2 separate regions of the Homo sapiens genome follow, and region 1 is linked to region 2. A link is an interaction called in ENCODE POLR2A ChIA-PET data of the cell type or tissue named here. Cell type or tissue: OCI-LY7. All regions are shown on one strand. Links, peaks and the distances in the headings refer to the core of each region. The heading gives the core; the rest is flanking DNA. Region 1 has its middle 39 kb from the start of HUNK. Region 2 overlaps HUNK (hormonally up-regulated Neu-associated kinase).

What was found. ChIA-PET counts read pairs that join two places held together with the same protein. Peaks named below come from ENCODE experiments on the same cell type or tissue, not always from the same donor. Only the 100,000 strongest peaks of a DNase experiment are listed, where the experiment ranks them.
Region 1: POLR2A ChIA-PET joins it to region 2 with 5 read pairs; 2 of 35 experiments call an interaction of 5 or more read pairs at or near these places.

Annotation. Positions count from the first base shown.
Region 1 is chr21:31,826,144-31,842,820 of GRCh38, reverse strand. It overlaps the pseudogene TPT1P1. Among named protein-coding and RNA genes, the nearest start is that of HUNK, 39 kb to the left of the region's middle. RefSeq lists a silencer at 14,513-14,700. In OCI-LY7, for the core only: no CTCF peak of the experiment used is centred there; no DNase peak of the experiment used is centred there.
Region 2 is chr21:31,896,951-31,913,627 of GRCh38, reverse strand. All of the region lies in intron 1 of HUNK (hormonally up-regulated Neu-associated kinase), which reads right to left. Among named protein-coding and RNA genes, the nearest start is that of HUNK, 32 kb to the right of the region's middle. RefSeq lists enhancers at 161-971, 5,066-5,599. In OCI-LY7, for the core only: no CTCF peak of the experiment used is centred there; a DNase peak (open chromatin) is centred at 9,547.

The sequences.
Region 1 (16,677 bases), core at 5,099-13,098, 71 kb after region 2:
TGGAGTGCAGTGGCGTGATCTTGACTCACTGCAACCTCCATCTCCTGGCTTCAAGCAACTTTCCTGCCTCAGCCTCCCAAGCAGCTGGGATTACTGGCATGCACCACCACGTCCAGCTAATGTTTGTATTTTTAGTAGAGACAGCGTTTCACCATGTTGGCCAGCTGGTCTTGAACTCCTGACATCAAGTGATCCATCTACCTTGGCCTCCCAAAGTGCTGGGATTACAGGTGTGAACCACCACGCCCAGCCTTTAAACTTTTTTTTAATTTTTATTTTTTTAGCTCCCAACCTGATTTCTGAATGCAAAGCTTTTAAAATACTATTTTTTGGGTTTTTCGTCTTCCAGACAGTTTTCAACTCACATTGACACTGATTTTCAAAGAGCAATAATCAAGCCTGCTGCTCTATGATAGTACTAAACTGGAAAAGGTTTTATTACTAATTTTTACGGCTGCCATATGGAGCTGAGGCATTAGGAGAGGGAAAGAACCAACCTACTGTGCCCAGCAGAGAGGGCAGAAGGTGAAAAACACCCCAAATTCACTCTTCTACCTTCTCATCTTTAGCCAGTGCCTTCCGCTGGCCAAACCCCAATGGAAGGCAGATGTTAAGGAAGCCTTCTGATGTAGTCTATAAAGATGAACCTTGCAGAACACCGAGTAAGGTGGAGAGCTGGAGAGCGGAGATAGAGACACAAGTGAAGAATGCCCAACACCCATTCTTATGTCACTTTGCATGAGATTTAAAGTCAGAGTAGAAGCCGAGTTGCCTAATTGGGAACCAGTTCGCAAGTCTTGGGTAGGGAAGGGCAGAGCAACTTGATCTGCCATTACATTAAAACAATAAGAAGTACATCAAGGTACCTTTAGAAAAACAAGGGGTCCTGATTGCCAAACAGTGATGTCCATCATGGACATCTTTTAGAGCCTTTTTTTTTTCTTTTGAGACAGTCTCGCTCTGTCACCCAGGCTGTAGCGCAGTGGCGTGGTCTCAGGTCACCACAACCTTCAGTTCCTGGAGTCAAGTGATTCTCGTGCCTCAGCCTCCCAAGTAGCTGGGATTATAGGCATGCACCATCACGCCTGGTTAATTTTTTTATTTTTAGTAGAGATAGGGTTTTGCATGTTGGCCAGGCTGGTCTCAAACTCCTGGCCTCAAGTGATCTGCCCGCCTCAGCCTCCCAAAGTGCTGGGATTACAGGCATGAGAAGAGCTTTATTTTTAAGGATTTTAATACTGTTGTAATCCCAAACAACTGGCTACACCACAAAAATGAAAAAGAAATGGATTGTAAAACCACTTGCACCCGATCACTGGGTCTTCCCTATCCGTGACTGGTTAAATATGGGGCACAGATCATGAAGTCAAGAGATCGAGACCATCCTGGCCAATATGGTGAAACCCTGTCTCTACCAAAAATACAAAAATTAGCTGGGCATGGAGGCATGTGCCTGTAGTCCCAGCTACTTGGGAGGCTGAGGCAGGAGAATCACTTGAACCCAGGAGGCAGAGGTTGCAATGAGCCCAGATCGTGCCACTGCACTCCAGCCTGGCAACAGAGCAAGACTCCATCAAAAAAAAAAAAAAAAAAAATTCCAGTGAAAGGTAAATAAATAAATAAATAAATAAACCTCTAAAAAATTCTAAAGAAATTTTGCTTCTCTCTTTCGCGGAGCTCCATGTGAGTATATATGTGGGTTGGGGAGGGGTAGTTGACAGCTCCAGTCTAGGTCACAGAGTTGTATTTTTTTAACTTTAAATGTATTTTATTTTTAGACAACCTATATATGCTATGGTTTTTTTTTTCCTCAAAAACAATGCCTCTACTCCAGATAAATCATGGTCAAAATAAAGTGCTCAAAGTGACATCAGTCCCATTTGTCTTCAATGGTGTTGTGTGGATGACAAGTGGCAGCCAGTTATAATGACAGGTGATAGATCAAAGCAATTGCCAAATCTGTTAACATTTTTCCATTTCTAAATCATCCTTAAAGAAAATCATATATGGGGTCACGTCATCTTCCTGGTAGTCCAATAGAGCCAGCATGCCATCTGGATTCATGTCCTCACAAATAATGAACTGGTAGTTTTTGAAATTAGCAAGGATGTGCTTGATTTGTTCTGCAGTCTGTCATAAAAGATTTTACTTTTTACGGTCTCTGTTCTTCACGTTTGCCTTTGACTCTTCTCACGTAATTTTTGATGTATTTCCTGTAGGCTTCTTTTGCGGAGCTGGTTTCTGGCGAGTGATGTTTCATGATGATAACAACAGCATCAAATACTGTGCTTTCTGTACCTTTACCCTAGGGGTCTTCAGTGGAGGCATTCTCACTAATGGGCAAGTCTTTGATGTTACCCTCTGTCCTACTGACCTTTTTCCCCTCCATCTCAAGGCACAGCCTGTCCCTGATCTCCAGGATCTTTGTAAAAGTCAGAGGATACCTCTTTGTGGCTGATGAGATCTCGGTAGGTAATCATGAAGGCAGCTGGAGGGAGTCGACGGTGGTGCTAGCTTAGCAGGAGCCTGGAGCTCGGAGCAAGCTCTGTGCAGCTGGAGCAGTGCTCAGGCGGAAGTAGAGAGCAGGTGGCAAAGCCAGAGTTGTATCTCTTAATGCCAGTGCAAGGGATATTGACTTCCAGGTCCTTTCTGTTGAACTGAAGGCATGGGAGATGGGGGAGAGAGTCACGGTTCCCTTCTGCAAGTTCTACCAGCAACTATAAAAACAACTCTGAGCACAGCATTGGCTGATGGACCACTTCCCCCAGCTAGTACCACCCTAGTGGGTATGAGCACTGGCATGGCCTGGAAGGCATTGAAATCTTTCCCTCTGGTGACATCATCAAGGGAGTACAAATAGGGTCCTGATAGTTAAATTATCTCTGATGGTAATTTCTAGAAATTGCAAGTCTGACACAGGGTGCAAGCAAGCTAGATTAGCTGTCATTAAGTCACCTTCCTTCATGTTTTAACACAGACTCGAGGAGTCTTTGCACACGAAGGAATCTTAGAGATAACAAACAAAACAGCTAACATCGAGAGGTGCTTATATTCCAGGCACTGTTCTAAGGGCTTTGCATAAAATGATCACCAAACATCCTCATTTTGCTAATAAGAACCTGTAGCACACAGTGGTTAAACTAAGTTATCCAAGATCACTCAGCTGGTAGGTGGCTGATCCAAGATCAAAATTAGAGTCCTTGCTTTCTCCACTGTGCCATACTGCTTAGAAATAACCTAGGCAACATTAAACTCAAATGTCAAATGAGGCAACTAAGACTGGAGAGAACAGAATTGTCCAATGTCACACAACTAGTTACTGAGAAAGCTAAAATTAGACCATCTTCTGATTCCCACGCCATGGCGTTTTCCATGATACAATGGAGAAAGGAGAAAATTCCACTATTTGACAGTTGCCTATTCTACCCACTATGACATGGAAGCAAAAATGATGAATGAGCGAGAAACAGAAGAGAACATCTAACTGAGCTCTGTATTTTATCTAAGTCTAGGACTTGATATAATTCCCCTTTTCTTTCTTTGGGGTTGCTTGAGCAAAGCTGACATAAATAGCTCTCTATGTTCTTCTAATACTGGAGGGCACCACACAGAGCAATAAGCGTATGCACCATCAGAAACAGTATGCAAATTTGAATGTGAAGAAAACTCATTTGATTCTCCATCTGTCTCCCTGTTTAATTACTTAGCCATAAATTAGCACTTTTTACTAACTACATTCAGCAAATATGATCAATTCGCTGACTTTAATGTCAAATAAGGAATACTTTTGACTTTCAAGTATTTAGCCTTTTAATTTACATTCACATTTTGAAATACAAATTAACTGTTGAAATCTACCCAAATACAATGTTGGAGGACTTTTTTTTCTCTCTTCTCATTAATGACATTTCTTTGATTGAATCATTGATGGGATGCTTTTTTTGAAACTTGGTTTTTCCCCCTAAAGGGCAAGAAAAGAAAGCACTTTCAACATTTAAAGGAAATAATTAGGAAACATATCATGAATAGTGTGAACTCGGGGCCTTAAAGACACAGCGCCTGTAAGCCTGCTCACATTTGCTTATAGCCTAAGGCCACATCCTGCCATCTCTACTTCACCAGGCACCAAGCCACCATCCAGGCCCAAATGGAAAAATAGATAGGACGAGACAATTTCTGGTTATTCTATATTCTTAGAATAGCAGGGATGAGAACAGGCCCTCAGAGGTAGAAACTGCTTAAGAAAATAGATAATAAAATAACCATATAAGTGTATATACCTAAGCAGTACACTGATATCTTGCTGCTCCTTATTCCTTGCCAACAAAATTCCAATTTTATTTAGGAAGGTAATGTGCTCAGCTTCAGGCAATGGATCAGGATTGGTTAAAGCCAATCATGACAATCCTATTCCCTAAGGTTCCAGTTCCTTTTCACCTACAGAGAGCCATGGGATACAATTCTAATTAACAAAAGATAATGGAAAGTCTTCTAGGGCTTCCTGGAAAGCTTCTGTCTTCTCAATATAAGCTCTGGGGTGCTTCTCCCACCCTTTCCTGTTATGAATGTAGATGTGATATTTGGCGTGGTGAAGCCATCTTGAGATCGTGAGAGAAAGACAAAAAGTACTGCAAGGATGCCAGCCCTGAGATCTTTGAGTGCCTGAACTAATGCCAAGAGCCACCTACCTTTGGACTTCTCGTTGTGTGAAAAAATAAATCTTCTGTTACATGCAACTGAATGCATTCCTAGCCTATATATATATATAGCCTATATATACATATATATGTATATATAGGCTATATATATATACACACACACACATATATATATGTGTGTATATATATGAGCTGCAAAATATATTTAACTACAAAAGTGATAAAGTACATTAACAAAAGGGGAAAACTTACTGGAAATCTAAGAGCTAGTTCAGTGTCTGCTTTCCAACTGAGCCTCTAAACACCCAGCTGGTCCAATTTCAGTTCCTCAATTGGATGCTGATTCATCAACCCACTAAGACAGTGGGTTCTAAAGTGTGGTCTCCAGGCTGGAACAAATGCAAGAGAGATGTGTTGGTATTTTGAATGTTGTGTTCAGCCAGCTCTGGGAGAAAAGATAGGCAATGAACATTCTGACTGATTTCCCTGCTCCAACCTCACCATGTACAGAGTGTTGAGAAGTTATTAAGCCTCCTGGCTAAGGAGATTCAAGGTTAGCACCTCTGGAACCAGGTAAGAAGCCTTCCCAATAATTCTAATAGTCCAGGAAAAAAAAAAAAAAACAGAGTTGTACCCAAAGTGATCTACAGATTCCAAGCAGTCCCTGTCAAAATTGCAACAAACTGTTTTGCAAAAATAGAAAAACTGATCCTCACATTTATATGGAATTCCAAGGGGGCTCTGGATAGCTAAAATAATCTTGAAAAAAAAAAGAACAAAATCAGAGGGCTCAAGTCCCAATTTCAAAACTTACTTCTAAAACAAAAGTAATCAAAGCAATGTGGTACTGGCATAAGGGTAGACATATAGACCAATGGAAAAGAATTAAGAGTCCAAAAATAAATCCATGCATATATGGCCAATTGATTTTTGACAAGGATGCCAAGACCATTCAATAGGAAAATAACAGTCTCTTCAACAGATGGTGCTGGGACAACTGAATTTTCACATGTAAAAGAATGAATTGAAGTTGGACCCTTATCTTACACCATATAAAAAAGCTAACTCAAAATAGATCAATGACCTAAATATAACAGCTAAAACAATAAAACTCCTCAAAGGAAATATAAAGGTACATTTCTGAGCCCTTGAATTTGGCAATGGCATCTTAGATATGGCACCAGAAACACAAGCCACAAAAGAAAATATAAATAAACTAGACTTGATCAAAATTTGAAACTTTTGTTCATCAAAGAACATTATCAAGAAAGTGAAAAGACAGCCAACAGAATGGGAGAAAATATTTGCAAATTACTTATCTCACAAGGGTTTAGTATCCAGACTATATAAAGAAATCCTGTAAGTCAACAACAAAAAGACAAACAACTGAATTAAAACACGTGCAAAGGACTTGAATATACATTTCTCCAAAGAAGTTACATAAATGGTTAATAAGCACATAAAAGATGCTCAGTGTCATTAGTCATTAGGGAAATGCGCACTAAAACCACAATGAGATACCACTTCACACCTAATAGGATGGCTGCCATTTTTAAAAATTGAAATGAACAAATATTGTAGAGCAGGTAAAGAAACTGGAACTTTCATACTTACTGGTAGGGATGTAAAATGGTGCAGTCTTTGTGGAAAACAGTTTAGTGGTTCCTCAAAAAACTAAACATAGAATTACCATATGACACAGCAATCCCATTCCTTACCCAAAAGAAGTGGCAACAGTGACTCAACCAGATACGTGTACACCAGTGGTCATTGCAGCATTATTCATAATAGTCAAAAGGTAGAAGAAACAACCCGTGTTCATCAACAGATGAATGGATAAACACGATATGGTTTATTCATACAATGAAATATTATTGAGCCAAAGAAAGGAATGAAGTTCTGACACATGCTACAACATAATCGAACCTTGAAAACATTACGCTGAGTGAAATAAGCCAGACACAAAAAGAACTTCCGTATTTCTGTTTAAGAAGTTCTGTTTAAGGTGATGAAAAAGTTTTAGAACCAGATAGATAGTGTAACAGTTGCACAACATTGTGAGTGCACTTAACGACACTTTAAAATGGTTAAAATGGATAATTTTATGTTATATATATTTTACCGCAATAAAATAAATATAAGCAAACAAACAAAAGCAAGGTCCCCAAAAGCTGGGACCCAGAGCCCTGGTAAAAGGTATCACCTCCAACCTTTCGGTGTGGGCACTGTATTAGTCCATTCTTGCACTGCTATAGAGATAGTATCTGAAACTGGGTAATTTATAAACAAAAGAGGTTTAATTGACTCACAGTTCCACATGGCTGGGGAGACCTCAGGAAACTTACAATCATGGCGGAAGGCAAAGGAGAAGCAAGTAACTTCTTCACAAGGTGGCAGGAAAGACAGAAGAGCCCAGGGGAAACTGGCATTTATAAAACCATCACATTTCATGAGATCTCCCTCACTATCACGAGAACAGCAGCGTGGAAGCCACCTCCATGATCCAGCCACTTCCCACCTGGGGTCTCTCAACACCTGGGGATTACAATTCAAGATGAGATTTGGCTGGGAACACAAAGCCTATAGAACACAAAGCCTAACCATATCAGCCACCTCTCTTGATGTCCTGCTCTTGTCTTCATGAGAATCCAAGGATTCCTGATCAAGAGCTCCGAGCTAATGCTTAGCTACAAGAATGGAGTGTCTTAAGGTTGCTGCCCTGAGGAAGTTACTGGGGTTTTTCCCTCCCTTTTAATTCATGAGCATGATTAGTTATCATTGAGGTATATTTCTCATGGGCTTTCTTTCTGACAGAAGATCTACAGACCAATGTTTGAGAAGCACAAAAAGCACCATGGTTTGACCCCAAAATTGAGTCTAATCATGGAACCCTTCTCAGTTTGGGTAGCTGAGTAATCCAAGTGTCTGCTGACTAAACAGGCCCTATTCATATAACAGTAAGGGCTGTCCTTCCCCTATTTTCTTCTTAATTAATTAATTAATTAATTAATGTGTTTATGGTTTTTTTAACTTTTATTTTAGGTTCAGGGTACATGTGCCTAGTAGGTGCAGGTTTGTTGTATAGGTAAATTGCATACCACTGGGGTTTTGTGTACAGATTATTGCATCACCTGGTAAGACGCATAGTACCAAGCAGGTAGTTTTTTTATCTTCTCTCTCCTCCCACTTTCCACCCTCAAACAGGCCCCGGTGTCTGTTGTCCCTTCTTTGTGTCCACGTGTTCTCAATGTTTAGCTCCCACTTATAGCTGAGAACATGCAGTATTTGGTTTTCTGTGGCTGTGTTAGTTCGCTTAGGATAAGATCAGGCTTTTCTATGTAGAGCCCATGTGCTCCATGGCTACTCAACTCAGTTGACTGGAGTACAAAAGTACATTATTAGAACTTTTATGCTGATTTCTTATTTTTACCCTATTTTTTGTAATGTCAATAATACATTAGTACAGTAGCATGCATATTATATGTGTTATATAGTTATAAGGTTCATCCTTGAATAATGTGGAGGTTAGGAGGGCTGACCCCGTCGTGCAGTCTAAAATCTGTGTATAACTTTCACTCCCCAAAAACTTCACTACCAGTAGCCTATGTTGACTGAAAGCCTTACCAATAAAATAAGCAGTTGGTTAATACTAATTTTGTATGTTCTATGTATTAGACACTGTATTCTTAAAATAAAGTAAGTTAGAGAAAAGAAAATGTTATGGAAATCAAAAGAAAGAGAACATATATTTACTACTCATCAAGTGGAAGTGGGTCATCATAAAGGTCTTCATCCTCATGATCCTTGCATTGAGCAAACTTAATGTAGAATCAATCAATTCCATACAATGGAATATAGTGTCCATGTCCAAAATTTTTCTTTACTGATAGAGGTGCCTGAGCAGAAATGGTAAGACACCACTGCTTTAGTACCTCTGGCGAGAAAGAGGGTGTGGGTGTGTTGCTCCCCACTTTGACTGGGGCTTGCTTCAGCCAGCTTCCCTGCCTTCCTGCCTCCCAACTAAGGCTCTCAGTTCCCTCTCTGTGCACCCTCTCCGCAGACCCATCACCTCCTCACCCACTTCTGGTCCAAGACCAGTTTGTATAACAGATTTACTGGGGATTGGAGGGCCATTGAAGGGCATTATGATTTATAATGGCAAACAACTTAAATAGGCAACATCACAGTTCTGAAAAGTTTCTTGTTTACTCCCACCACTGGGAACTTTTCTCAGCCCATCTTTTCCCCTGGCTCTGGCCTCCTACCAGTTCACTGGGCTCCTCCTCTCTCATGAGAGAGCCTCTTCCACTTTTAAGAAGCTTCTAGGCTGGGCATAATGGCTCATGCCTATAATCCCAACACTTAGAGAGACCGGGGCAGGAGAATCACTTGAGCCCAGGAGTTCAAGGCTGCAATGAGCTATGATCATGCCACTGCCTCCAGCCTGGGTAGCAGAGCAAGACCTTGTCGAAGAAAGAAGAAGGAGGAGAAGAAGAGGAAGAAGAAGAAGAAGTTCTAGCAATTCTAGATTCTTATTGCTTGATCACACATAACAATGCAGTACTGTCTTTGCTCACATCACTTCTTCCAAACTCTAGCCACAGAGGTGGACAACCAAAATCTGCCTACTAGGGTATTCCCATAGACCAAAAGAGCAGAGGTTTTTTTTTCCCTAAGTGGATCCCACAGTCTTTCCAGACAGTGATTTCCAAAGTGTGGTCCAAGAGCCTCGAACACCTAAATCACATAAGTACTTATTTAAAACACAGATCCCAGGGCCCCAGTCTAGTGCAACTGAATTCAGTGAAAGCTGAGGTTTAACCTAGGAATCTGCCCCTCCAGGTGATTCTGATGCACACTGAGATTTGAGAAGCACTGCCCTGCAGGTAGATGACTCAACTTGCAGATAGTTATTGTTCTTTTAGTTACAGTCGATTTGATACTGAATGTGTTTGAGCAAATTAATCTTTTGCCCTGTCTTACCCATTCCTTTGTGTTTTGACTATTTTTCCAAAACACATCTTGAACTGGTGTTTAAATGCAACCCTGCAGGGGAATGGGCCCAACAGGTGCACACTTTGGTGAACTGATAGTGCTTCTGCAAAGATTAAAAAAAAGGCATCCCTTCTGGGGACACAGCTCTACACAAGAGCAAGACACAAGCCAAACAGGTGTGGGCTAGGTTCAACTGGGGACTCTTGTCAACAACTTACACACCCTTGCCTTTGGAAAAACCAAGTAAAATAATAATTATCTTAGCTCTTCTTTCAGGTTTGTGCTATCCTGAGGAAAATGGGCAGGAGCTAGTGCCTAAATTTCCTGGAACTGGGACAGCAAATAGCTGAAACATCTGCATTGAAACTACTGCAATGAGTTTATGTTCTTGATTACTACTGAAGAAAAAAATTATTCTGACACTTGTTAAAATGGTAAGGAAGACTTTATTTGGGATTATTGCAATTTGTGTCAAAACTACTGCAATAGAGGAAGGAGATTAGGCTCATCACCAAATATAGCAAAGACATCTGGGGATTTATAGCCAGTGAGCAGGGGAGAAGGTCAGTGGAAGGGAAATTACTACGAGGAGACATCAGGGGTATGAGGACTCTCTAAACTGACTTAACAGGATGCTTGCTGAAGGCAGCCCAGGGTGGTAAGATAGCAAGGGTAGGGGGACTCTGTCTAAATGGACTTAGCGGGATTCTTGCTACAACTGAGCTAGGCAGGCCTGGCAAGAACAGTGGCCAAGGCCGAAGCCTAGTTGAAAAGAGGACTTGGAGGAGCCTGACTGAAGTTTGGCCAAGTAGAGAGTCTTTGGCATTACTCAGTGGCGTCATGGCTTTCCTTCTTGATTACTCAAAGGTGTCATTGGGTCTGAAACACCATCGTGCCCTCAGTGGCTACCGAGGTATGCAGGGTGGGTTCTTCCTGCACTAAATGGCCCCAGGAGATGCCTTCTCAGGTTGTTAAGTCTAGCTGTAATATTTTGGTCGTCACTCTTCTGATTATTCCAGTAGCTGTTGTCTTTGCTCTTGTCAGCATGCTCGATTTTCCAATTTACTGTTCCAGTCTGCTGTGAACTAGGGAATCAGACTGCTCGGTATGTGTGAAATATGTCAAATTAATATGGTAGAATGAGGATGCTAGAATTCTGGTTGTTTATTCTGAGAGACGCTGGGCCAAATTCCCCTTTAAAAGCCTAGTGCTACTTCTCCTCACCATTTATAATTCCCCCTTCTCATTCTGGGGGGACAAAAGAACAAATTAACACAGACAGATGTTGTATTTAAGGAATAAGAACCGCACATACCTGGTTCAGAGAGAGAAATTCCACAGCACTGCAAGAAATTCAACACATAGAGGCTTGCAAAGCCTGTGCAAGAAATCTATCCCAAAGACCAAAAAGGGGCAGGCCTAGTCATGGAGATGTGATTAAATGCTGTAGCTGTCAGTCACATTTGCCCCAAGAGAGGCCCTGAAAGTTCCAGCACTTTCCCCTCCTGAGCAGATCCCAGTTTCAGGGTCCCCTACAAGTTGGTGGCTCTTGTGTTGCTTAGACTCATGCAAGCATAAATGATCTCACCAACAGAGCACAGATCTGTGTGATTATAGCTAAAAGATGTATTTTTCTGAGATGGAATTTCACTCTTGCCGCCCAGGCTGGAGTGCAATGTCATGATCTCAGCTCACTGCAACCTCCGCCTCTCAGGTTCAGGCAATTCTCCTTCCTCAGCCTCCTGAATAGCTGGGATTACAGGCACATGCCACCACACCCTGCTAATTTTTTTATTTTTGCTAGAAATGGGGTTTCACCATGCTAGCCAGGCTGGTCTCGAACTCTGGACCTCAAGTGATCCGCCCGCCTCGGCCTCCCAAAGTGCTGGGATAACAGGCGTAAGCCACCGCGCCCAGACTAAAAGATGTATTATAATTTCTGAATGAAAATAAAGAGAGAGCAAAATGACTCTTTGAAGAATCTATGTCTGCAGACATCCTACAACATTTATCCCATCCCCAAGAATTCACTGGAATTAAAGGAAAGACTCCACCCCGGATTTTGGCCAACAAATACAATAGCTTTTCACATGTTTTAAATTTAAAATAATACTTCTTTTTAAACTATTAGGGTCTAAAATAAGAATAAAGAGACTGAATGAGAGCCAGAGGAGTTTTCCTGCGAATAAAGGTGAACTTCAGGGCATGAATTTTAAGACACTTAGGCTCACTGACTCGTAAACTTTCTTGCTTTCTTCTAGGCTCTTGGGTGAATTCCAAATGGAACTGGAATTCACTGTGTAATAAGTTGCTCCCCTTTTAAAAATCAATATGAATAATTTTCATTTAGAGATTGTTGCTCTAACACACAATTTTTTTTTTTTTTTTTTTTTTGGCCCTGGCGAAACAGGAAACACTGAATTTCACATACGGGGATAGGAGATTTCCCTCTGCCAAGTCAAGGCTTCTCTTTCTACTGAGGGATAAACAGGCAGCCCTTGCTTGCTCTGATGGTGAGAGTTTACTTCCTGTCTTCACTGTCCTCACCTGGATGAGTGCAAACCATCTCTCTGGTTGCTCCCTGAATATGGAAACATTGTGGGCTCACTCCCACCCAGTATTTTTCAATCATTTTAGGCTATAAATCTTAAGAATGTGTGTGTGTGCATGAGTGTGTGTATATGTGTGTATGTAAAATCAAAATTAAGTTTCCACAAAATAATACTTACCCCTTGTATTAGTTTGCTCAGGCTTCCATAACAAAGCATCACAGACCAGGTGGCTCAAACAACAGAAAGTTATTGTCTCACAGTTCTGGAGGCCAGAAGTCCAAGATCAAGGTGTCAGCAAGGGTGGTTCCTTCTGAAGCCTCTTTCCTTGGATTGTAGATGGTTGTCTTCTCCCTGTGTCCTCACATGGTCTTCCCTCAGTGGGCGTTTGTGTCTTAATCTCCCTTTCTTATAAAGATACCAGTTATATTGGAATAGGGTCCACCCTAATAACCTTATTTGACCTTAATTACCTCTTTAAAAAACTCTATCTCCAAATAAGGTCATATTCTGAGCTACCGGGGGTTAGGACTCCAACATATGAATTTGTGGGGATATGATTCAGCCCATAGCACTCCTTATGCATGTATCCAATGCAGTCTGGCATTTTCTATTCTATTCTGTTTTTCAAAATTACATATTCAGTTGTGCTAATTTGATTTCACAATCCAAAAACTGGGACACAACCCAATAGTTTGAAAAGCACTATTTATCACTTTGATTGTGCCCTTTGGCTTAGTAATTGGCAAATATAACCTTTTTTGTTTCTTGAGTTGGAGTCTCGCTCTATCACCCAGGCTGGAGGGCAGTGGCGTGATCTCAGCTCACTGCAACCTCTACCTCCCAGGTTCAAGCGATTCTCATGCCTCAGCCTCTCAAGTAGCTGAGATTACAGATGTGCACCACCGCACCTGGCTAATTTTTGTATTTTTAGTGGAGATGGGTTTCACCACGTTGCCCAAGCTGGTCTTCAACTCCTGACCTTTATTTGGGCCTGCGCCAGGCCCAAATAAAACCTTAATAAGGAGTCAGAAAAATGGCCCTCAGATCCCAATCCTTGCCTGTCCTCAAGAAAACTTGCTGAAATGCAAAGAACAAAAGCTTTGGGTGAGACACCCCCAGACAGAAATCTCACTCTTATCACCCGCTGCGTGCTCCTGTTCTGCGAGAAAGCTGAAGGCTGTGATTAGAGGGGCCACCCAAACATTTGACTTCTTTCCTTTCTGACTTCCTAAGTTCAAGATGGTGAGCCCTTAGGCTCTGATCCCAGAATAAAATGTCGGTCATGCTATGTCCTGTGGTCTCCCCAGAAACGATCAGACAGTGATCACAGATCTGAGCAGTAACTCCTCAAAGGAAATTGCATTCCTTGTTCAAACAAATTCCTCCATAAATCAGAAACTTTGTTCTCTGAGAGTTTGCTTTACAGCCAGCCCTCTTCACCATGCCTCAGAGAACTGTGTTTCATGTTATATAAAGGAGTTCCTATAATTAGTGTTTCTAATTTGAATTATTTTTTAAAGGATTGTTAACATCCTTACCTTTTTTTTTCAATTTAATTCCTAGTGAATTAATTCTGAGTGAATTGCTCTTGTGCATAATTAGATTTTTTTCTTTTGGAAAAAAAGTCTTTAAAGTATAAAAAAGGCAAGCTGGTTATTAGGTATGAATTTAAATTATTGCCACCTACATCTCCATGTTCAATGAAGTGTCTTGGGTTGATGACATCAAATTATTCACTCTCCCCAAGGAAGGAAGAAAGGTGTTGTATACAAAGCTGAAGATGCTGGTATATTCCCTGTGAGAAATTATGTACATAGAAGAGGAAAGAGTAGACCCAAGATTTGGAAACCCCTAGGTTAAGAAAAAAGGAAAATTCAAATGCAAGTGCCCAGAAAAAGCCATGTACACAAGACAACCTGTATTAGTTTGTTTTCACACTGCTGATAAAGGCATACTGAGGCTATGTAATCTGTAAGTAAAAAGAGGTTTAATGGACTCACAGTTCCATGTGACTGGGGAGGCCTCACAATCATGGTGGAAGGTGAAAGGCGAAAGGCACGTCTTACATGGCAGCAGACAAGACAGAATGAGAGCCAAGTGAAAGAGGTTTCCCCTTATAAAACCATCAGATCTCGAGAGACTTATTCACTATCATGAGAACAGCATGGGAATAACCCACCCCCATGATTTAATTACCTCCCACTGGGTCCCTCCCACAACACGTGGGAATTATGGGAGCTATAAGTCAAGATGAGTTTTGGGTGGGGACACAGCCAAACCATATCACAATCTAAAAGGAAGCCCTTGTTTGGAAAGGAAGAAATACGGGCAGCATGGTGCATCCAGCAGCTGGGGCCGCAGACACTTTCATCAAAACCCACATTGGAGTACTTTCCACTTCCTAGCTAAGGAAATGAGGTGAGAAGTGCACTTGAGAAAGAAGTAATGCCAGCATCATTTTTAAGAAGAGAAAGGACACTAGTGGTGGCTGAGAAAAGCATTTCTGCACTATTCTTGAACTACATGGGCCTTCCTTCCTCTGCATCTTCCCCTCTTTCTCCATCTTGTCCAGGCCTGCATGCAAGTTTGCATTATGCCTTTCCCATGCGCTTTTTTCCATCTCTACCATCTCACCCCATTCTCTCATCCTACTACCCCATTTCCCATAATATTTGCCTTCTCCCATAATAGTGCCTTTTAGAGGCATCTTCCTGAATTTTTTAACACCACCCCTAAGTCCTCACCCATTCACCCATTCACCTTTACCCCACGGCATGGAACCTAGGGCATGCTCTTAACCCAGATTCAAGATTTTGTAGTAAACACACTGCTGTGCTATGCCTTATGAGATGTTATCATCTATAATAGAAAAATGTATTGCTGGATTACAAGCAATTCTAAAATCTCAGAGGCTTCCACATCAAACCTCAATTTCTCGTTTTGGTTACATGAAGGCAGCAGGTCAGCTGTGGCTTTGCTCCAGGGGTCAGAATGTCTTCAGGTTGCCTCTGTATATCTTTTCACTTTGGGCCCCAAGGTTAAGGAACAACCCCTTCATTCTGTAAGCCAGAAATAAAATCCTAAGCCTTCCAACCAACTTAATGGATCCCCCTTTGGCCAAGAAACCTTAAAAACTGAGTTCTTAGCCATGATGGGATGGGAGGTCAGACATGCCTCATGATGCCCCTTACCTTTTACAGTTTTGTTGTCGTTGTTCTTGTGGTTTGAAACAGGGTCTCACTCTTCCACCCAGGCTGGACTGCAGTGGCACAATCATAGCTCACTGCAGCCTCTAGCTCTGGGGCTCCAGCAATTCTCCTCTCTCAGCTTTCCAAGTAGCTGGGCTACAAGTGTGCACCACCATGCCCAGCTAATTTTTAAATTTTTTTGTAGAGATGGGGTCTTGCTATGTTGCTCAGGCTGGTCTCAAGTTCCTGAGCTCAAGCAATTCCCCTGCCTCAGCCTCCCAACGTGCTGGGGGATTATAGGCGTGAGCCACCACACGCAGCCCCTTTTTCAGTTTAGACACAATGCTGACAGTCAATTATGTTAAAATATAGATGATAAGACATAAGAACAGACTATTTGTGGCAATGGGATGCCAATTTGTAAACAGAACCTAAGGCCATGAGAGGCAAGGTTAAGTCACATAGCCTCCACTTAAAGAATACAGCATGTTCTAACTACCACAAGGTTTTTCTTTGTCTTTAGCAGTTAAATAAGCACTGGCTTATTTAGATAAGCAATATTAAAACAATTACAGCTCATCCTCCTCTAGATGCTGACTAAATAACCCCCTGTTCCACAAGCCGTAACTACAGCTTTGAGTGGACAAGGGACAGATTTCAATAACTTTCTCCTGATAAGACGACCGCTGTGTATGGACTGGTTCCAGCCAGTTTACAGAGGCTGCACACTGAGTGCCCACTTCACCTTTTGACATACAGGGCCTAACAGTCATACATGGAAATGTTGAGTCTCCACCCCAAAGTGAACATGGGTCACTTGGAACACATGTGTGCTTGTCATGCATGTGTACAACCCCCTTTCATGAATATTCATAGCTCCTCCTATATCCTGTTGAATATGTATATAAGCCCAACCTATTCAGCTTACACTCCTGTCTTTCCTCTCTTTTCCTTGAAGTTCCTGCTAATAGCTTCAACAGGAGACTCCTCTCTCCAACCTGTGAGAACGGCCACCTTGTAGGATATGACCTTGATATGAAATAATGCTCTCCTTTTTCTAAATATACAAATTATGTAATTATTTTGTCTTGTTTGTTTGTTTGTTTTGAGATAGAGTCTCACTCTGTTGCCCAGGCTGGAGTGCAGTGGTACAATCTCAGCTCACTGCAACCTCCGCCTTCCAGGTTCAAGCGATCCTCCTACCTCAGCCTCCCAAGTAGCTGGGATTACAGGGATGTGCCACCACTCCCATCTAATTTTTTGTATCTTTAATAGAGACGGGGG
Region 2 (16,677 bases), core at 4,674-12,673:
TCTCCACCTGGATAATCTGTGGGCCTCCGAGCCTGTCACCTCCCCCGGCCCCAACTCCTCTCTGGGGCTCCCAGCTCAGCCTACAGTAACCATCCACAGGTGGCCCTACTGTAACATCCTCCTCCAGCCACCCTGCCCCTATTCCCACACCTCATTCATCACCAAGAGTCTGTCACCTCCACCTTGGACAATTTCCCTCCCCTTCCCCTTCCTTCCTGTACTCCCCTGCTGCAGCCCCACCATCATCCCTCGGGCAGAGTTGGGCCTCCCTGCTAATCTCTCTGCCTCCTGTCTCCCACTCCCACCCAGCCCAGCCTGGAATTCCCTCCCACACACTCTTGGCCAGGTCAACCCCAATTCCCACCCGCCACTGGCCTCAGGTTACAGTTTGCTTCCCCATCCAGACTGGCTGGGGTCACTCCGGGCCTCTCCAGCTGTCACACCCATCACACACACGCTTAGCTGCTATGATACCCTCCACTGTACTTTCCATGAAAGTAGGAATGGTGTCTGACCTCCCAGCACCCTAGGACAGTGCTGGGCTCATGGGAGCAAGGGAAAGAGGGAATCAATGAATAAATGAATGCATGTGTGGAAAATCCCACCAGGGCACTACAGGAGGCCAGTATAAGTTCTTGGCCATCTCTACTACTGCCTTGGGAAATCCCACGACTTCAGCCCTCAGATTTCCCAATTACAATGTAGGCAGACCAGTGCCTTCCCTTCAAACATTAAAATCATTTAAATCAAATATGAGTGCTATCTGTGGACACCGTTTCAGCTTGTGTGCGATCGTGATGCAGAGTCGACAGACCTCTGTGTGAGAAATGTCCCCCAGGCAGATGGCTTGAGCCCAGGAGTTCCAAACCAGTCTGGGCCACACAGTGAAACCCCGTCTCTACCAAACAAATACAAAAACTTAGCCAGCTGTGGTGGTGCAGGCCTGTGTTCCCAGCTCCTTGAGAGGCTGACGTGGGAAAAGGGCTTGACCCTGGGAGGTTGACGCTGCAGTGAGCCGTGATCACACCACTGCACTCCAGCCTGGGAGACAGAGTGAGGCCCTATCTCGAACAAAAAAAGAGAAATGTCCCCTTCTCAGAGAGGCTTCCCCAACCAGCCTAATTACAACTCTACCCCTCTCCTCCCCCGACCGAGGCATTCACAATCTCCTAACCCTATTTTCCCCTGTAACTCACTAGGCTACAATAGGTTTTCCTTCGTCACCACAAGAAATTCTCCCATCTCCAGACCCCTGCTGGGATCAGCCCTTTTGGCTCCTTCTCACCCTTTTTCAAGGCCAGGCCCATTCTTTTCCTAGAACACTTTCAGAACCCCCTTCCAGGCACCAAACCCTCGGTCATTTCAAAAATGACTGAACCTGGCGTGTCCAGTGTCCAGCACCGCGTCAGGAACCTGGAAGGAGCTCCATCAGCATGCCCTGGATAACAACAGGGCCAGCATGGACCTGGAAAGAAGATGGGGAGGGAGGAACGGTGGGGGAAGGACAGATGCATGGCCACGGCCAACCCCAATCCCAGGTGTTTCTTCCAGATTCCAATTTGGGGTAGACAGCAGCCGTACAACTGACGCCAAATGCCAATGCTAGAAAGTAGGTACGAGGAGACCGAGCAGCTCTGGGAAAGTCCCAACAGAAACAGAAATTTAGGATCCGCGCTGAGCCCAAGGCAGTGACTATCGTCCCTGCTTGCCGTCCAGCCTTTTCCTGCTGCAGAAAATGGTTTCTCACTTCCTAAAAGTGTGACTAAGAATTGGGGACAGGACATGGGGAGAAGGGGTGGTGGGGAGACCTCACAGGCGCAGCATTACAGCAGGCGATCCATGACAGAAGGACCCTCATTCTTCACCACCAGCCCCCACACGCCCCCCTAAAATTCCTGACATGCCAATGTCTAATTCTGGGTGGTCCCCTTGGTAGGCACCCCATCTCTCTCCCAAACTTGTCTGAGCTGTCACCTTCTCCAGAGCAGCGAATCTAGAGGGACAGGAAGGCTACCCAAAAGTGAGGACCATGAAAACACACCCAGGCTCCCCGTGGCTCCCAAAGGAAAGAATCCACGTCATGAGGATGCCTGCGCCACTCCCATCAGGCAGCCCACGGCTCCCTCGGCTTGACCCGCCTCCTCGTTGTTCCTCAGCAGCAGAAACAGGGGTGTTCCCTCCTGGGGATCTTGGCCACATAGCACTCCCTCAACCTCTAAGATCCTGACGAAATGTCAGCTCTCAGAGAAGCTTCCCTGACTCACCCACTTATAACCACATCATCTGGAGCTCACAACCCCTGTGCCCCGAGGCTATTTGTTCCATAGCACTTATCACCTCTGAAGTCCCACAGAACTGAGTGAGCATGGAATCTGCCTGACGCTTAGAAGCCCCAGAAGGGAAGAGATGGTCCCTCACTGACATGCTTACCACATCCAGAACAGCCCCCGCACACAGGCGGCGCTCAATGAGTATTTCTTGAATGAATGAATCCACGTGCAGTTGGAAGAAGAAGAATCTATTAACTATTTCAGAATCTGTTATGGGCTAAGTCGTGTCCTCCCCCAAAATTCCAGCCCCAATGTGATTGTACAGTTGACCTTCCATGGGTTCCAACCTCAGATCAGAAATGTTGGGGAAAATAATTCACAAAGTTCCAATAGGCAAAACTTGAATTTGCCGCATGCCAAGTGCTAAGTTGAATCCACGTGAATGAAGTGATGTGTAGGCATTGCATTAGGTATTCTAAGTAAGGTGGGGATGATTTAAAATATACAGGAGGATATGTATAGGATATATGCAAATATGACACTATTTGTTATCAAGAACTTGAGCATCCTTGGACTCTGGTATCAGAAGGAGATCCTGCCCAGCACTTTGGGAGGCAGAGGCAGGCAGATCACCTGAGGTTGGGAGTTCGAGACCAGCCTGGCTAACATGGCAAAACCCCGTTTCTATTAAAAATACAAAAATTAGTCAGGCGTGGTGGCGCATGCCTGTAATCCCAGCTACTTGGGAGGCTGAGGCACAACAATCACTTGAACCTGGGAGGCAGAGGTTGCGGTGAGCCGAGATCGCGCCATTGTACTCCAGCCTGAGTGATGGAGTGAGACTCAGTCTCAAAAAAAAAAAAAAAAGGATATCCTGAAACCAATCCCTGCAGATACAGAAAGATGGCTGTATTTGGAAACAGGGCCTTTAAACAGGGAAATAAGGTTAAATGAGGACATGAGGGTGATGCCCTAATCCAACAGGACTGGTGTCTTGATACGAAGAGAGAGACACCAGGGATGAGAATACAGAGGATGTCTGTGCGAAGACACAGTGGGAGGGCAGCCTTCAGTCAGCCAAGGAGAGGAGGCCTCAGGAGAAACCAAACCTACTGACCCCTTGATCTCAGGTTTCCAGCCTGCAGAACTCAGACAACATCAATGTCTGTTGTTGAAGGCCCCCCAGGTCTGTGTTATTTACTGTACTAGCCCCAGCAAACCAAAGCAGAACCTTTATGAAACCTTTATGATGGTTATTAGTAATAACAGAATGGCTTGCTTTGTAAATCTCATCATAAAAATTCAAACCTGGTTGACAGCACTGGAGGAAATGATTTGGGCAGGGTGGGCAAAGGGAAAGCCCCCAGAGCAATGAAGGAAATGACAAGGGCCTGAGGGCTCCCGGCTCCCGGCTCCAGCCCAAGCCTGAATTCCGCATAAAAGGGCTGAAAACTGTGGTGATTAGCATGACCCAGTGGGGAGTTTTGAAAATAAATTGGTTTCACGCCATCTTCCAAAGAAACGATGTGGGTAAATGCATCCGAGTGGAACGTGCTCCTGTGTGGACAATACTTATTTAACAGAAAGCAGAAAATAGCCTTTGCTGGCTTTATAATTAATTTCAGTGTTGCTCCGATTTGCAGAGAAACGATGCTAGACAGCAAACACACACATCCCTGTCTTTTACAGGGGCCCATTAATTGCTGCTATTTATGTAGCAGGGCTCAACTGCCTCTGACCCCTGGCTCCCCACTGGCCACCCTCCTGCTGCTGAGCTAAAATTCGCCTTTTTGTTGAGGGAAAAAGTTTCCTTCCCCAGTTTAAACAACAAAGCTCATTAGGACTGATCTTGGCGATGCTAACAGAACCAGGTGCTGGGCAAAGGCAAAAAGCAAGACTAAGGAAAAAACAATGGCAGCTCCCAACGCAGGGCTGGGAAACCCTCCCACGCCCACCCAGGGGAGTTCTCAAGCCACTTTCCCGGGGATCCTCTGCGCCTGGGCTCCAGCCCCAATTCAGTAAGCAGATCACCCTGGAAACGTATCCTGCTGGTGAGAGACTAGAAACTGGTTCCTGCAAGAGAGGAATGCAAAACGGAGAATATTGAGATAGCAAGGTAGAATTGCTGGGCTGTACAGACAACGGTGGGGCTTGTGCAATTGCTGGAATTCTTATCAGAAGGCTGCTACTTAGTTAAAATATGTGTTCTTCCTTTGTCCAAGATGCATTTATTATCCACAAGGATAAAATTAACCCTCAGTCCCTCCGGAGTGCTGCCCACTTACAGTGCACAAAACTCGGGAATCTTAAGGGGAGATGAGTATTGTTAAAACAGGTAATGCTAGCATCCTGTCTCTTTGGTTTGGAAAAGTGTCAAAAGGGCCCAGTTTACAAGTTTTTTGAGACCGTGTGTGATTCATCTTGGTATGCCCCAAAATATTTAACTCCTGAAACACAACTGATAAATATATTGGCAAAAAAAACCCTGAACACCCAATGGTCTTAAATCCTCAGACACTCCCATTCCCCAGTAGCCCTGTCTGTTCCCAGTCTCTTCCAACTCTGCCCCATCTTTAATCATCCAGAGTGTAACTCCGCAACAACAGAGAGGAAGCCTCAAATGACATAATCTAAAAGCAAACAGATCCACGGGATCCAAAAAACAATGGGCTGGTTATGCACAACCACCCCTCGCCAGCCATGACGGGGAACTTGCTGAGAATCCCAGCTGGACACCCCGACGTGGTGGGCAGCCTGCACCCCACTCTCCCTCCCTGCCTTTCAAAAGTCACACATTCACAACCGTTCCTCCTCGCTGAGGCCTGCCTTCTCCCCACCTGTTGCCCGACCGGTTCATCCCCTTTCCCCTTGCCCCTCCCCTACGATGGATTGCCAAGTCTCCTCCGAAAGGTTCCTTCCTGGCCACCACCCTGCCCTGGCCAGCCTCCTTACAGGCCCCTAGCACTCCCCCACCCTCCCGGCTTTCAGCACTTTCACGCGCTGAGGCCCCACAGTCTTCTTTCTAAAGACAGTTACGGTCATCGTCTAAATAAAGTCCAGATTCCTCGATGAGAAGTTGAAAGTCCTTCATGATCTGCTGCCAGCACGCCCCCACTCCCACCCACACCTCCCTCTCCACTTTTTTTTTCTTGGAACAAAGTTTATTTTGACTAGCTTACATTCTATCAATTTTTGTTTAGCCCAATTGCCTATGGTCAAATAAAATTTTCATTCTTTAAATGCTTTTATACAATAGTCATAGTGAGACACATACTCCTTAAGTTTTTGTTCATTTAAAAAAAATTTTTTTATTGCGGTAAAAACACCTAAATAAAAGTTACTGTCCTCACCATTTTTTTTTTCTTTTGAGATGGAGACTCGCTCTGTCACCCAGGCTGGAGTTGCAGTGGCGCGATCTCAGCTCACTGCAACCTCCGTCTCCCGGGTTCAAGTGATCCTCCCACCTCAGCCTCCCTAGTAGCTGGGACTACAGGTGCCCACCACCACGCCTGGCTAATTTTTGTATTTTTAGTAGAGACAAGGTTTCTCCATGTTGGCCAGGCTGGTCTCAAACTCCTGACCTCAAGTGATCCGCCTGCCTCGGCCTCCCAGAGTGCTGGGATTACAGGTGTGAGCCAGCACGCCCGGCCCATCCTCACCACTTTTAAGTGCACAGATCAGAGGTGTGAAATATGTTCACGTGGTTGTGACTCCTCTCTACTTTTTATATCTTCCAGGTATGCCCCGTGCTGGCTCCCTGCTTCTCACATGTCCAACTCATCAATGGTCCCCACCTGGGCACTATCACTCTTGGTTCAGAGGGAACAACCGGTACCTCTGAGCAATCTCAGAATGGCACAAGAGAATCCACAGGAGACATCCTCGCCTCAGCCACATGTCCAGTGCCATCCAACCAAGATCTGTAAGCCACATAAGTCATGTTACATTTCCTAGTAGCCACAGTACGTAAAAGGACACAGGTGAAATTAACTAACACTCTATTTCCTATAACCCCATTTATCTAAAATATTATCATCTCAGCATGTGACCAATATTTTGAAATTCTTAAGGAGATATTTTGCATTTTTTTTTCATACTATGACGTCTTGAGATCTGGTGTGTGTTTTACAATTGGAGCACATCTCAGTTCGGACAAAGCACATTTTTTCTGTTTGTTTGTTTTTGAGATGGAGTTTCACTCTTGTTGCCCAGGCTGGAGTGCAATGACGAGATCTCAGCTCACTTCAACCTCTGCCTCCCAAGAAAGAAATTCTCCTGCCTCAGCCTCCCAAGTAGCTGGGATTACAGGTGCCTGCCACCACACCAGGCTAATTTTTCTATTTTTAGTAGAGCCGGAGCTTCACCATGTTGGCCAGGCTGGTCTCGAACTCCTGACCTCAGGTGATCCACCCACCTTGGCCTCCCAAAGTGCTGGGATTACAGGTGTGAGCCACCACACCGGGCCAGACCAGGCACATTTCAAGTGTTCAACAGCTACATGTGGTGAGAGGCAACTGTAAGGGACAGGGAAGTTCTGGCTGTCTGGCTTTGGGCAAACCACACACCCTCTGAGCCCACGGACCAGCTGACTGCCTGCCTGAGACCTAGCACTCAAAACACAAAGTCTGGGCCAGGTGCAGTGGCTTACACCTGTAATCCCAGCACTTTAGGAGGCTGAGGTAGGCGGATCGCTTGAGCCCAGGAGTTCAAGACCAGCCTGGGCAACATGGTGAAGCTCCATCTCTACAAAAAATACAAACATTAGCCATTTATGATGGCACACATCTGTGGTCCCAGCTACTTGGGAGGCTGAGGCAGGAGCCTGAGCCCGGGAGGCAGAGGTTGCAGTGAGCTGAGATCGTGCCACTGCATTCCAGCCTGGGCGACAGAGCGAGATTCTCTCTCAAAAACAATTAAACAAACAACAACGGCAACCACAAAATCTGGAGAATGAAGGAAGGAAGAAATGCTCTGTTTTCTCATCTGCAAAGTGCATATGAGATTACCAGTCACCCACATTTGTAATGAGAATTAAATCATGCCTTTTGGAACCCAGCTGAGGTCAGAGTCCCAGCACTGAGAAATCCTAGGCAAAAAACTTAACCTCGGTATGCCTCCGACTATTCATCAGTAAGCCGGGGATAATAATGGTGGCCAAGGTAAATAATGGAAAGTGCTTGCACATAGTGACCATCCATTAATTGTAGCTAAAACTGAGCCAACAATAATAACAACACAGTGGAATTAAGATATAGCTAATAGATGCAGATGATGCTAAGGGGAAATATCAAAGCAAGCCAGTGCATGGCAGGGGCAGCAGTGCAAAAACCCAGGGGAGGGAGAGACACAGCAGCTCCAGGAAAAAAAAAAATTAAAATAACAGTCGTACACTAAACTGAACACAGGAATCCTTATCACAGCTCCTCCCAGCCCCAGGCCCGCTAGTGACCCATTCACAGGAGGTCCTCAATAAACCTCTGCAGATGGCTTCTCTATGCTATGAGAACACGAGGCTTCCTTCCTCCCCCACTAAATCACACACTAAACATCGGGGCTAGCCCCCATGCCTGTGTTCATGAGAAAGGGAAAAGTAGGTCTTTTTTCCACTCTGCCCTGATTTATTCATGTGCGTTTATGGTGTCCGTCTGTACAAAGCAGAATTTGTGTTCCTGCAATGACTCCATAAATCCTCCTGGCCTCCCTGCACTGGCTGGGAATAATGAATGCTCTGCTTCCACTGACAGCAGATAATGGCTCTCAGGAAGGGCCAGGAATCCATAAGCAGATAACAGGGAGCTCAGTGGGAGGTGGGCGCAGGTTTGCACACACGTGTGCACATGGTGGGAAGAACGACATGGAGATCATAAGATGCCGGCCTTGACTCCTTTTTCTTTTTCAATACATTTTGCTCTTTCAACCATTTTAATTACTATCTCCCAGTGTGTTTGTTTGCTAGGGCTGTCACAACAAAGTATCACCGACTGTGTGGCTTACTGTCTTACAATTTTGAAAGGATACAAGTCTGAGATCAAGGTGTGAGCAGGACTGGTTACGTCTGGAGCCTCTCTCCTAGGCTTGTAGGTGGCTTTAAAAAGTAACAGGTGAAATTAACTAATAATCTATTTCCTATTACCCCATTTATCATCTCCTTGTGTCTTCATGCGGTCTTCCCTATGTGTCCGTGTCCAAATTTCCTCTTCTTATAAAGACACCAATTAGATTGGATCGAGGCCCACCCACAGGACCTCACTTTAACTCAACTACCTCTTTTTTTTTTTTTTAGACACAGTCTCACTCTGTTGCCCAGGCTGGAGTGCAGTGGTGCAATCTTGGCTCACTGCAACCTCTGCCTCCCGGGTTCAAGCAATTCTCCCATCTCAGCCTCCCGAGTAGCTGGGATTACAGGTGTGCACCACCGTGCTGGCTACTATTTTTAGTACAGACAGGGTTTGAGGCCAGGCTGGTCTCAAACTCCTGACCTCAGGTGATCCGTTCACCTTGGCCTCCCAAAGTGCTAGGATTACAGGCATGAGCCACCACATCCCGCTCAACTATCTGTTTAAAGACTATCTCCAAATCGAATCACATTCTATGGTACTAGGAGTTAAGGCTTCAACATGTGAATTTGGGGGTGGGACACAATTCAGCCCATAACACCAGTAAAATTTATCACGAATTCTAGAACTAAGGAAAAAAGAAATAGATCTAAAACACGGAAGACCCACGGAAACTCCGGAGAGGAAGCAACATGACTCAAGGAAACGCCAACAATCCCAAGACATCTCCAAGCAAACCTGATACTTTGAGTTCCTTTTCTCTCTGTCACATGTTTTCCCAGCTTATGACTTTCTAAATACGATTTTAAGCTATTAACTTTTCTGCAAATAAGCCTATCGCTGGCATCTTTGGAGACATCTCTACTTCTTGCTTATCTTTGCAAAAAGAGGTCACCATCTTTTTATTTGCATTAGTCACCTTGGATTTTCATTTTCTCAGCTGCTTTCAGTGAGGCATAAAGTTTAGGAAACATCAGATAAATGTAGTTTCTACTCTTTACCATTTGTTCAACCATTTAAAGTTTAGCAACATGTAAACAGAGACAGAAGGGGCCCGAAGAGTAGACCCAAAAAGATTTCCTGAAGCAAAATACATGTCAAAATCTCCTGGGATTTCAATATTTGAACATAAAAGGCCAATCTTTTGTGGTGAATAGCCATGATTTGTATACTAGATGGAGAACCGAGACTAATTGCTTAGCTTACAGGAAAAGGGGAACTCAAAATACCTCCATGAAGAGGTACTTAAACTCTTGCAGTAACTGTAACTACTGGATGAGAAATTCACAGCTACCAGCAAGTGGGCTATTTCTTTAGTTGATTTTGTTTAGTTTTCTTAAACAGCATCACGACTGAAGAGTAACATCATCTAAATCAGCTATCAGAAAACAAAAAGAAGAAACTAATGACTTTCAACCAATACTGTTGATCCCATTAGATACAACCTGAGGACGTTTTAGAAAAACTAACTTAAAACATTCCTCTTACTTTCTCCAAAATCTTCTGGGTCTCATCTTGTGAACATGCAGAAATAGCACAGTCCTTTTGAAACTGTGATCACTGAAGGAACAATTGGGGGTTTTACTTTTGTTTCCGTTAACGGAGGGGTAAATTTTATTTAATAGAGGTTTGGGGACTTGCCTAGAGTCACACAGACAATTCCAAGACTGAAACACAAACATTTCTGTTCTATCCAGGACACTAACTTTCAAAATTCTTTTAAAATATAGACTTCTTATTCATCATTTAGTCAACCGCCTAGCTGTAAAGGTAATTTTTTTTTTGGCAAGAGTAAATTAATCTGTGTGGCCAAGAATGAAAATTATTTTCAACTCCACAGTATTTTTAGTACCTAGCGAACATTTTTTACTATTCCAATGACTAAAAAGTAACTAATGAAACAATATGAAATATACACACGCAGCACCATGAATATTTATATAGTCAAGTTCAATAAAAGAATTATTTCTAGAGAGCAGAATATCATCGACTTCAAAGGGATGTTTTCCACTTACAAGAACTAATCATTATGAAAATACATTTTAAATTCTGAGATATCTTTTTTGATTTGTGGTGGAGGGGTAGCTGTGATTGGAGTTATTATTCTCAGTTTATGATTTTCTATCCCACTGGGCCCCATGCTCTGAATTTGGGTCAAGCATAAGTTATCCATTGCTTTCATCAACATTAATGGAGCTTTGTTATGTTAAAATCATGTTAGAAAGAGTTTAATGTGGCTTTCATCGAATCAAGATTTATTGGTTGCAAATTCCACCTCTCTCCCGCACCGAGAAAAAAAAAGTAAAATTAGACACTTTGATCATGATCACATTTTCAAAAGTGGATCAGTAGTGTTAATCTCATTATATTAAACACATTTTATCATTACATAAAGAAAAGATTAATAGTGTGAGAGCTTATAATTAAGCAGCACACAGGGCGGATCTCCATGGTCTAGAAAATCAATAAATAAATGTAGGCAACTGTCTGATTAACTTAAGCTTAGTAAATATTCCAATGGCTGGGAGATCCATTTAGTGGCCTAAATTAACTAGTTTAGCTGTCAATAAGCATGCAATTGATGAGCTCTTTGGACAATCGCCATTTCTCTGTAAATTTCATGGTGTGAAAACAAAAAGGCCTATGTGTGGACCACAGCATGAAGCCATATAAACCTCCAACTGGGACTAGTTTCATTGAATAAGCACTTGACCAGCAAGACCCTACGAAACACTATACATGCTTCATGTAACTCCCACAAGCCCTACGAGGAAGAAGATTTTTTTTTTTGGAGATAGAGTTTTGCTTTTGTTGCCCAGGCTGGAGTGCAATGGCACGATCTTGGCTCACCGCAACCTCCGTCTCCCAGGTTCAAGTGATTCTCCTGCCTCAGCCTCCTGAGTAGCTGGGATTCCAGGCATGCGCCACCACGCCTGGCTAATTTTGTATGTTTAGTAGAGATGGGGTTTCTCCATGTTGGTCAGGCTGCTCTCGAACTCCCAACCTCAGGTGATCCACCTGCCTTGGCCTCCCAAAGTGCTGGGATTACAGGTGTGAGCCACCGCGCCCGGCCGTGGCCAACTTTCTTAATCTGTGTGAACCAAAAGTTTCCCCTCTGTAAAAAGGGGAAATAATGGCATATTCTTCCTCGTAGGGCTTGTGGGAGTTACATGAAGCATGTACAGTGTTTTGCAGGGTCTTGCTTATCAAGTGCTTATTCAATGAAACTAGTCCCAGTTGGAGGTTTATATGGCTTCATGACTGTGGTCTACACCTATGCCTTTTTACAGAGGGGAAACTTGCCCACAGTCTGTCCAGCTGGGACATGGTCAGGCATGGATGTGACTCTCAACCGACAGCTAAGTAGCCCCTTGCCATCTAGAGGGGTGGTATGACCTGGTTGAGGCCTGAGCTGGGCCTCAAATAACCCAGTGGGTTATTTGATCATTGTGAACACCTAAATCAGGTAGTAGTTCAATGTGACCAAAGAAAAACAAAAACATCTTACTCTCCAAATTTGTCACTTTAAAAGCATAATTCCCATATCTCTACACCATGGACATCCTCGCAAGACAACCTATGCTCTCCTGGCATACAGAAGTAGCCTTACTACACCTGAGCATCATAGTTTAGTTTGCAGAGGGAGAAACAGTATAGGTGAGAAACAGAACAGGTGAGCTACAAGTTTAAACATTAGCTAAATACAGATGTGACTGGCCCTGGGTCCTTAACTTTGAGACTTCAAAGCTCCCTCTGAGGCGGCCTGCCAATCTCTGTGGCCTGTCAAGCAGAGGTGACACAGGCTGCCTGCTCAGCCCAAGCTCATCATTCCTGCCACCAAGCCAAGGCCTCCACATCAGAGAACTCCTGGCAATGCATTAAAAGCCAGGTGTACAAACCGGGAGTTGCTTTCCCAGGGCCTAGAGGGGGACAGTACAGGTGAAGATGGTCACACCCTTCTACTCACCACTGAGGGTGTATCTCTACCCTCTGCAAACCTCAGTGACCAACCAAGTCACCCAGCAGACACACCCCAGACTCTACAGAAGAACTCAAGCTGAGAACCTGTTATGTGTTTGTTATGTGTCCCCCAACAAATTTCATGCTGAAGTCCTAACCCCCAGCAGCTCAGAAGGTGACCTTGTTTGGAAATCAGGTCATTGCAGATGTAATTAATTAAGACGACATTATTTGTGTGTACCCTAATCCAATATGACTGGCGTCCTTATAAAAAGGAGAAATTTGGACACAGAGACACACAGAGAATGCCATGGGAAGGCTGGAGTCGTGCTGCCAGTAGCCACGGAAGTGCCAGAAGCTGGGAGAGGGGCCTGGAAGAGACCCTTCCCCAAAGCCCTCAGAGGGTGCAACTTGATTTTGAACTTCCAGCTCCTTCTGGGTTACCGTGAGACAGTTTCCGTTGTTCTAAGGTCTGTGGACACTTTGTCATGGCAGCCCCAGGAAACGAATGCAGTACTCAAGGGCTACAGGCATCTGATCCATACTGAAACTACCCTGGGAAATTCTTCCCAACCACTCCGTGTCCAGTCCATCAGAAAGTTAAACAATAAACACGATAAACCCAAGGCTGACTCTGGATAAAGGCTTACTTCCAGAGTACTGATTAACTCAGGTATCACTGCACGCGCAGGGCTCTGTAGTAGAGTGCTGTTGTTAAGAGAGCCAGACTCGAAGAGGAGACCTTTGGACCATGACAAAACCTCAGAATTGTAGCCAGAGCTTCCACATGGAGACCTGCATTCTACCGAGTCTGTCAAAGTACCCACTATTCGTGAAAAATCATGACGAGCACAGTAGAGTTTGTGTGTGTGTGTGTGTGTGTGTGTGTGTGTGTTTCAGTAACTAAGACCTGGTTCTAGCCTAAATAATCCTGCAACCTGGGAGGCAGCTACCACACGCTTGCTTGTGCTCAAGATGTTGCATGGAGTAAGAGAGGTGACATGGAGACAGAACAAAGAGCGGGGAGAAACTACCTCCAGCTGGGCAGAGGAGGGCAGGCTCCAGGAAGAACTAACGTGGCATTTCAGTGGGGCTGGAAGGAGCTAGGAGGGTGGGCCTGGAGAGTTTGTGGACTCATTAGAGTTCATTTCTAGGCAATTAGGATGGATTATGCTGCGAGGAACAGGGGATGGGGAGAATGAACGAGGATTAAACTAGACTGTGTCAAAGGGACTCAGTAGGAGATAAAAATCAAAAAGCAGCCAGAGGCTGGGAGCAGTGGCTCATGCCTGTAATCCCAGCACTTTGGGAGCCCAAGGAGGGTGGATCACTTGAGGTCAGGAGTTCAAGACCAACCTGGCCAACATGGTGAAACTCCGTCTCCATTTAAAAAGAAATTAGCTAGGCATGGTGATAGGCACCTGTAATCCCAGCTACGTGGGAGGCTGAGGCAGGAGAATTGCTTGAACCTGGGAGGCAGAGGTTGTAGTGAGCCAAGAACGCACCACTGAACTCCAGCCTGGGTGACAAGAGTGAAACTCTGTCTAAAAAAAAAAAACACACAGCAGCCAGAGGTGTAACTTACAGGAGCTGAATAACCCAAAAGGGACTGAGAAGATGGAGGAACCAAGATGGTGCTGAGCAGGAGTAGCAGGGAATGAAGAAGAGGCAGATTGGTCAGTGGCAAAGGCAACGAGTTTGGTTTAGAACACATTATAGGTTAAATTGGGTTTCCCATAAAGATACATTGAAGTCCTAACCACCAGTACCTCAGAATGTGACCTTATTTGAAGATGGGGTCATTGCAGATGTAATTAGTCAAGATAAGATCATAGTGGAGTAGGATGGGTCCCTAATCCCATAGAGCTGATGTCTTTACAACAAGAGGAAACACAGACACACACACACAGCAAAGGTCACGCGAATTTGCAGGCAGAGACTGGAGTGAGGCATCTACAAGCCAAAGCAGGCCAAAGACTGCAGGCAACCACCAGAGCTAGGAAGAAAAGAAGATTCTCCTCCCCTACAGCATTCAGGGAGAGCATGGCTCTGCCAACGCCTTGATTTCATACTTCTGGCCTCCAGAACTGTGAGATAATAAATTTCTGTTGTTTGACACTACCCAGTTTATGGTACTTTGTTATGGCAGCCCAGGAAACTAATAGAGAACGTTAAAAGGGAAGATCTAAGTAAAATCAGTGCAGCAGGAAGTCGTTGCCAGCCTCGACTTGTTAAATCATTTCCTCCATGGCACCAAGTGCAGAATGAGTTTTTCCCCTTTTATACTCATAAACCTACCGAGAACAAGGGAAGAGGGTGGGAACTTAAGAGCAGCTTATCATCATTCAGTTTCCACGATAACATACATTACAAGTGTTTGTAACGTTAAACCATAAAAGAGAATAAGCTCACAGATGGTATTTCTTAAGAGGAGCCTAACAAACTATTTAGGCATATTGATCGGATGCTTTGTGGATATTAAAAGCTTTGCTTTCATATCAGTCTTCTAGCATCAGTAGACACTGCCCTTTCTCTCAAACTTCTCAAACTCATTCCAAGCAGAGCTGGCCTGACATTAATCATCCTCTCTCCTTACACTTCCAGAAGCTTGGACCCCACTCCTGCCCTGTTCCACCCCACTCCACAACAAAGCTCAATGCAGGGCCTCTCCATAGGGGTGACCAAAAGACGGGAGAGTCCTCCAGGGTCGAGAAGAAAAGTGAGCTGAAAAAGGCACATTCAGTCCACCTATTTTTGCCCTAATAAAAAATCCACGGCCGGGCGTGGTGGCTCATGCTTGTAATCCCAGCACTTTGGGAAGCCGAGGTGGGCAGATCACTTGACGCCAGGAGTTTGAGACCAGCCTGGCCAACATGGTGAAACCCTGTCTCTACTAAAAATACAAAAAATTAGCCAGGCATGGTGGCGGATGCCTATAGTCCCAGCTACTCGGGAGGCTGAGGCAAGAGAATCACTTGAAACTGGGAGGCGGAGGTTGCAGTGAGCCGAGATCGCGCCATTGCACTTCAGCCTGGGCAACAAGAGCGAAACTACGTCTCAAAAATAAATTAAATAAATACCCACAAAGTATAAAGCTTGTCCTAATGGTAATCACAAAACATAAAATGGTTTTGCCCAGGTGGGGTTTCACTACAGAGTATATGGATTAAAAAATAAGACTGAGAAATACTGCCCTGTGTGACTCACCTCTCGGCCTTCTCCTGGAAGCCAGACCAGCGGGGGGTCTTGCACCTCAAGTCTGTTTCCAGAGTCTAAGGTCTTCCTTAACAGAATGTCAGCATAACTGTCGTATCTCTGCAATGCATCCCTACTCCACGTAGCCTCCCTCTTTCTCTCTCCAAGAGAACTGCCAATGAACCATAAGCCCAAGTGCACTTAACAATGATGAGCATCCCAGGGCAGGGGAGGAGGTGAGCATCTCGGAAAGATAGAACATGGTGGAACAGAGGCAATGAAGCTACCTAGAAGGTCCAGGCAGCACCCTCCACCCAAAGCCCAAGAAACATCAATGCCCAGGGCAGTCTACCTTTTAGCCCTGACCACCCCACCTCCTTCACTGTCCTCTTGGCCTTTGCCTGTCTCTTGCTCTTTGCTTCCAGGGTCCAAAGACCTTTTTGCGGCTAATGAGATGGGATAAGAAAAACAATAACATGGTGTCATGAGTCAATTCTGTCCCCGCAAAAGATGCTGGAGTCCTAACTCCCAGCATCTGTGAATGTGGCCTTATTTGGAAATAGAGTCTTTGCAGATGATCCAGTTAAGATGAGGTCATTATGGTGGGCCCTAATCCAACATGATTGTGTCTTTATTAAATGGAAAATTTGAACAAGAGGCAGACATGCACAGAGGGAAGATGATGTGAAGACAGAGGGAGGATGCCCTTCAAGCCAGGAATGCCTGGGGCTATCAGAGGCTGGAAGACAGGCCTGGAAAGAGCCTTTCCTTGCAGCCCTCGGAGGGAACCAACTCACCTTGATCTTAGACTTCTGGCCTCCAGAATGAGACAATAAATTTCCATTGTTGAAGCCACACAGTTTTTTGTTGTTGTTGCTAATTTTTTTTGTTTTGGTTTCTTTGAGACAGGGTCTTGCTCTGTCAACCCAGCTGGAGTGAGTGGTGTGATCTCGGCTCACCGCAGCCTCCACCTCCTAGGCTCAAGCGATCCTCCCACTTCAGCCTCCCAAAAGTAGCTGGGACTACAGGCCTTCGCCACCACTTCTGGGTAATTTTTGTATTTTTGTAGACACAGGGTCTCCCCATGTTGCCCAGGCTTGTCTCAAACCCCTGAGCTCAAGCAATCCACCTGCCTTGGCCTCCCAAAGTGCTGGGATTACAGGTGTGAGCCACCGCGCCTGGCCCTAAGCCACACA